2 separate regions of the Homo sapiens genome follow, and region 1 is linked to region 2. A link is a contact called in ENCODE Hi-C data. All regions are on one chromosome and are shown on one strand. Each heading gives the region's core, a stretch centred on a gene start or an enhancer-like site at or near the end of the contact. The rest is flanking DNA. Distances are from core to core; before and after follow the strand shown. Region 1 has its middle 69 kb from the start of UST. Region 2 has its middle 190 kb from the start of UST.

Region 1 (2,924 bases), core at 189-2,688, 120 kb after region 2:
AAATAGTAATCTCCTTTGGCAACACCCTCACAGACACACCCAGGAATAATACTTTGCATCTTTCAATCCAATCAAGTTGACACTCAATATTAACCATCACAGTACGAAATCCTGTTTACACCGTTTTTTCCTATACATACCTAATGTAAAGTTTAATTAATAAATTAAGCAAGCAAAATATTAACAATAATAACTAATAATAAAATAGAACAATATACCATAATAAAAGTTATGTGAATGTGGGCCGGGCATGGTGGCTCATGCCTGTAATCCCAGCACTTTGGGAGGCTGAGGCAGGTGGATCACCTGAGGTCAGGAGTTTGAGACCAGCCTGGCCAACATGGTGAAATCCTGCCTCTACTAAAAATAAAAAAAATTAGCCGGGCATGGTGGTGGGCACCTGTAATCCCAGTCACTCGGGAAGCTGAGGCAGGAGAATCTCTTGAACCCAAGAGGCAGAGGTTGCAGTGACCTGAGATGGTGCCACTGCACTCCAGCCTGGGTGACAAAGAGAGACTCCATCTCAAATAAATAAAATAAAATAAAACAAAATAAAATAAAATAAAGTTATGTGACTATGGTCTCTCTTTCTCTCTCAAAATATCTTACTGCACTGTAATCATCAATCTCCAGACCACAGGTGACCATGGATAATTGAAACAAAAACTACAAATAAGGGGAGGAAATATCAGTAAGGGTAAAACGAATCTAGCCAGAAGGCAAAGTTGGAGATTTTTCTCTCTGCTATTAGGTAGATAGATATATTTTCAGCACTATCCTCAGAATAAATTAATTAAAAGACTATGCTAAATGTTTTCAAGTCTGGTTCTGAAATAACTCCTTCAATTAGAGGTTATTTTTAGCTTCCTTTTTCTAAACTTAAATGAAGAACTTTTACATTTTTCTGGCGTTTCAGACTATTCTGTTTCTGTAGCTGCCATTTAAAGGTAGATCAGAAGAGAGGTAGACGGAGACTGAAATTCCTAATTTCACTTCCTCTTTTTGGTTTTCAAATTAATGAGTTGTGTACGACTGGGTGCGTGGGAAAGCATGCACAGGCCAGTGTCTTCCTTGGTTGTGTGATATCTCACACTTGCCCATGTCATGCGGCAGCATAATTTTCCATTAATGATCTGATTTGGCCCATGTGAACTTCACCTCCTACCCACATTCATAGCAGCTTTTGCTTGGGAAGGCTTTGCATTTTCTTCATGACTGGAGGTCACAATACTAAAAAATCCGTAGGAAAATAAAGTAATGGGCCTGCTAATATGTTTAATGGCTTTAATAGCATTGAAAACTAATATGCTTAATGCTCATTTCATTCATAGTTGCCCTTGGCATGATGGATGGCAAGATTGTGCATTTATGCAGAGGCAAAAAATGGCCCAAATGTCACTGTGAGTGTGATGCAGGAGAGTGAGAGAGAAATGTTACGGCAGCATTATGAAATCTCAACTCCAATCCATCTTCACAGGAAATAATTACATTAGGTGAGAAAAGGGGCAGCCAACCATGAGGCTGGTGCTAGCTTAAAGGAATTTGGTTCATTTGTTGAAAAGCAGAAATTCTGAAAGCCTGTGCTGAGTGAATTATCTTGAGAGCAAGACCCATAATAGCATAGAAAGAGGAAGTTCTGAGACATGACAAATTCTGAATTGGGGAGATCACCTTTTCTTTCACAGCTTTCTTCCTAGTTCTATGGTTACATTATGGGCTGTGTTCTAGAGCTTTCCAGCCTTGCCCTCTTTGGTCTATATCGCATTCCTTAGGGCACTATTCGTCGTAGGTAAGTGGATTAATTAATTCGGGTCACTACATCAGTATGTCGTGAACTGGTCCTACACAAAGATGTTTTAGATGAGGCTCTCTGGAGAAAAACCTCAAGGGTCATCAGCAATTGGGAATCTCAGTAATACTGTGGCCCTGGCAGGGCTCTCAAGCATTTGCCCATGCCATCTGGACATGGGGCTGGTGCTGGAGAGACAGCACTAGCATTCTGAACTGTGAAGATAAAATTTGCTGGGACGATGAACCTCTTTAGTAGATTCCACTGCCTCAGCTTTCCAAGGGCCATAGGAGAGGACAGTATTAGTCTTTCCTCTTCCCTCAGGGGCCCAAACACCATCAGGGGCCTAGACAGGAGAGGGGGCTACAAAAGAGGAAGTCCTCAGAATTAGAAGCAAGCTGTGGGTACCGTGAAACCCTTTCCTCACTGATAGTGAACATCCATGTGGACACGCAATGGCCAATGACTGGGTCTAGAGACATTGACTTGCTCACCAAGTGACAGCATCTAAAGTGGCTATGACTCCTCATCATGGTCTTACTCGGTGATATGGTTTGGCTGTGTCCCCACCCAAATCTCATCTTGAATTGTAGCTCCCATAATTCCCACATGTCGTGGGAGAGACGTGGTGGGATGTAATTGAATCATGGGGGCAGGTCTTTCCAGTGCTGTTCTCATGATAGTGCATAAGTCTCATGAGATCTGATGGTGTTATAAAGGGGAGTTCCTTTGCACATGTTCTCTTGCCTGCCACCATGTAAGACATGCCTTTGTTTCTACTTTGCCTTCTGCCATGATTGTGAGGCCTCCCCAGCCATGTGGAACTGTGAGTCCATTAAACCTCTCTCCTTTATAAATTACCCAATGTCAGGTATGCCTTTATTAGCAGCATGATAATGGACTAATACACTCAGCCTTACAAGGTCCTGCCTTTCCCATCAACTCATACAGGGGCTTGTGATGCTTACTGCAGAGGAGAACTTTTAAACAATATCTCTTTAGGATAAGTAACAGTAATGTGACCACTGGGGTTTTTGAAAGATTCCATTCTAAGCCAAGGCTTATAGGGCATAATGCTTTACTATTCTAAATTTTCACCACAATTTTAGTGTAGCCGTAGCATCTAAGCATTTGT
Region 2 (2,700 bases), core at 174-2,673:
AATCCTTTGCGGTGGCCCAGCAGGTTCTGTGTAACCATCTCTTGTGACCTCCTAGCCTCCCCAGCCATCGCTACTCTTCAGCCACTCTGATTCAGCCACACAGGCTTTCTCCTTGGTCCGCAAGTTTAACGGACCGCTCTCACCTCGGGCCTCTGCAGGCTTCCTTCTGCCTGGAAGTCTCTTCTTCAGAAAGACCCTGTGGTTTTCTCATGCCCTTCTACAGGTCTTTGCTCAAAGGACACTTTTCAGAGTCCTGGCCTGATTCCGTCATCTGAAACTGCCTCTCCCTCAGCCTTTCCCTGGGCTACCACTCTCGAGTCCCACACCTGTGCCAGTTTCCACCTGGCGTTCATTCTCACCTTCTAACACACTGTGTCATCTTTAGGTTTATTGCTTAGTACCTTTCTCCCTTGCTACAATTTAACATCCGGGAACGCACAGGTTTGCTCCCTGGTGAACCTGAACCCTCTCCACTTGACACGTGGTATTTGCTGAATGAATGACTATTCCAGAATGACTAGCCCTTGGATCCTAAATGCAAACGCTGAAGAGGCTCTATTTTAACCCTCTTCTTTCCTAGGTTAGGAGACGGAGACCCAGAGGGGTGACACGAGGGGCTGAGGTCCATACGCGGATGGCTAGTGACAAGGTAAATAGACAAAGAGGCGGCTCCTCTCTGCGTATCCAAGGCTTAACTTTGACTTAACTTTGACCCACAGATTATTACCTTAAACCTGCTGGAGTGACCAGTTCTCAGGACTGGAAGTTGTGGAAATGACTATCAAGGGTGGTTTTGTGAACGTGTAGCTCATCACCGAAATCCACACGGAGTTTCCCTACTTTTAATGTCGGGTCACCTTCACATGTGCAGGTGCTAAATGTATCCATCCTCACATTGGGCACTACCAGGAACAGAAACATCTAATTTATTGTCTGTGGAAAATACAAAAATTGTTTCATAAAAAAAGAGAAAAACCTACAATTTTGGATTTCTTATGGATTTCCAAGTCAAAAAACAGTGGCTTAGAAAGAAATCAGGGCCCAGAGCCGGTTTCAGGTTTCGGCCTCCGTCTTGCCGAGCGAGCCGCTGCTGCAGTGCGTGGCCGCCAGAGGGCACTGCTTCGCCAGGCTGGAGGCCGAGCCAGCTCGCCGGGAGGCGCTGGTGGGAGGCGCGGGAGCCCCCGGGAGGAGCGCGTCCACGCCGCGCGGTGCGGAGCCGAGCCGCAGCCCCGAAACCGAGTGCGGCGGCAGCAGGGCCGGCAGGACCGCCACGACTCACCAAGTGAGCAGCGAGACCTGGAGTCCTGTAACCAAAACACCTATTAAAACTCCCAGGAGAGCGATGATGGGTGACCGATGGAACTCCTGGCTGCTTTCATGACCGGAGCTGGGCGGCCGCCTCGGTGTCCTGCACCTGCTGGGGTGCAGCGTCCACGTGTCTGTGTGTGCGCAGGCGCCCTCTTGCCTACTGCGGGAGCAAGCTGGGGGAAGCCGGATTAGGTCACTCCAAGGCCCTAAACTTTAGATGTCAAGCAATGGTGAGGGAACACCAGCCGCATTTTTTGTCTGAACATTTATTTGCTCATGGCCCAGAATAGCCTAGCAGTATAAGAGCAGCTGCCATCACTCAGTCCTGATGTGTAGTGAACGTACACACTCCTGAGAGCAGTTACCCTTCACAGGATGCCTGTGCACCGAACACCGAGATCCCCACTTTATAGCTGAAGGAACTGCAGCCACGAAGGTCGCAGGGAGAAGAGATGAGATTTGACCTTGTGTTATTTTATTCTGATGCCCTTTGGCTTAACAACTACTGAATAACTCCCTGGTTCTCAGCAGAACCCGTGAGAGATGTATAATTCGAGATTTTTTGCACGGAATTGGCTTAATTGCGAGGTGTGACGAGGCAAGTCTGAAATCCATAGGGCAGGCTGATCATCAGGAAGGACAGGCTGGAACTCACAGACACCAGCTGATGCTGCTGTCCACCATGACATTTCTTCTTCATCAAGGACGCCTCAGCTTTGCTTCTAAGGCCTTCTGATGCATTGAATCAGGCCCATCTGGATTGTCTAGGACAGGGGTCCCCAGCCCCTGGGCCACAGACTGGTACCAGTCCATGGCCTGTTAGGATCTGATTGCCTGTGAGATCAGTGGCATTGGATTCTCACAGGATCGCAAACCCTACTGTGAACTACACATGCAAGGGATCTAGGCTTCAGGCTCCTTATGAGAATCTAATGCCTGATGATCTGTCCTTGCCTCCCATCACCCCCAGAAGGGACCATCTAGTTGCAGGAAGACAAGCTCAGGGCTCCCACTGATTCTACATTATGGTGAGTATGTAATAATAATAGAAAGAAAGATGCACAATAAATGAAACATGCTTGAATCATCCTGAAACCATCCCCTCGCACCCCACCCCATCTACGGAAAAATTTTCTTGCATGGAACTGGTGACCAGTGCCAAAACGGTTGGGGACTGCTGGTCTAGGATACTCTCCCTTACTTAAAGTCAACTGATTTGGGGTTTTAATTTCATCTACAAAATACCTTCATAGAAACACCTAAGTTTGTGTTTCATTGAATAACTGGGGAGAGTAGAACACCATTATACCTGGGAAGCTTTGCAAAGGAGGCTGCCCGGGGCCTACTGCAGACCAATTGAATCTGAACTTCAGGGAATGAAGTCTGGACATT

What was found. Hi-C counts contacts between places; a loop is a spot of excess contacts on that map. Pooled maps may share reads with other maps.
Region 1: a pooled map shows a loop between it and region 2 (2.5-fold over the local background). The contact joins two enhancer-like sites. A Hi-C loop is called at or near these places in 3 of 50 pooled maps.

The regions. Positions count from the first base shown.
Region 1 is chr6:148,676,698-148,679,621 of GRCh38, forward strand. No RefSeq gene overlaps it. Among named protein-coding and RNA genes, the nearest start is that of UST, 69 kb to the right of the region's middle. Within about 2 kb of position 1,439, at least 4 of the 41 ENCODE cell types and tissues checked have a DNase peak (open chromatin) inside an H3K27ac peak, as active enhancers do.
Region 2 is chr6:148,558,833-148,561,532 of GRCh38, forward strand. No RefSeq gene overlaps it. Among named protein-coding and RNA genes, the nearest start is that of UST, 190 kb to the right of the region's middle. RefSeq lists a silencer at 1,015-1,194. Within about 2 kb of position 1,424, at least 9 of the 41 ENCODE cell types and tissues checked have a DNase peak (open chromatin) inside an H3K27ac peak, as active enhancers do.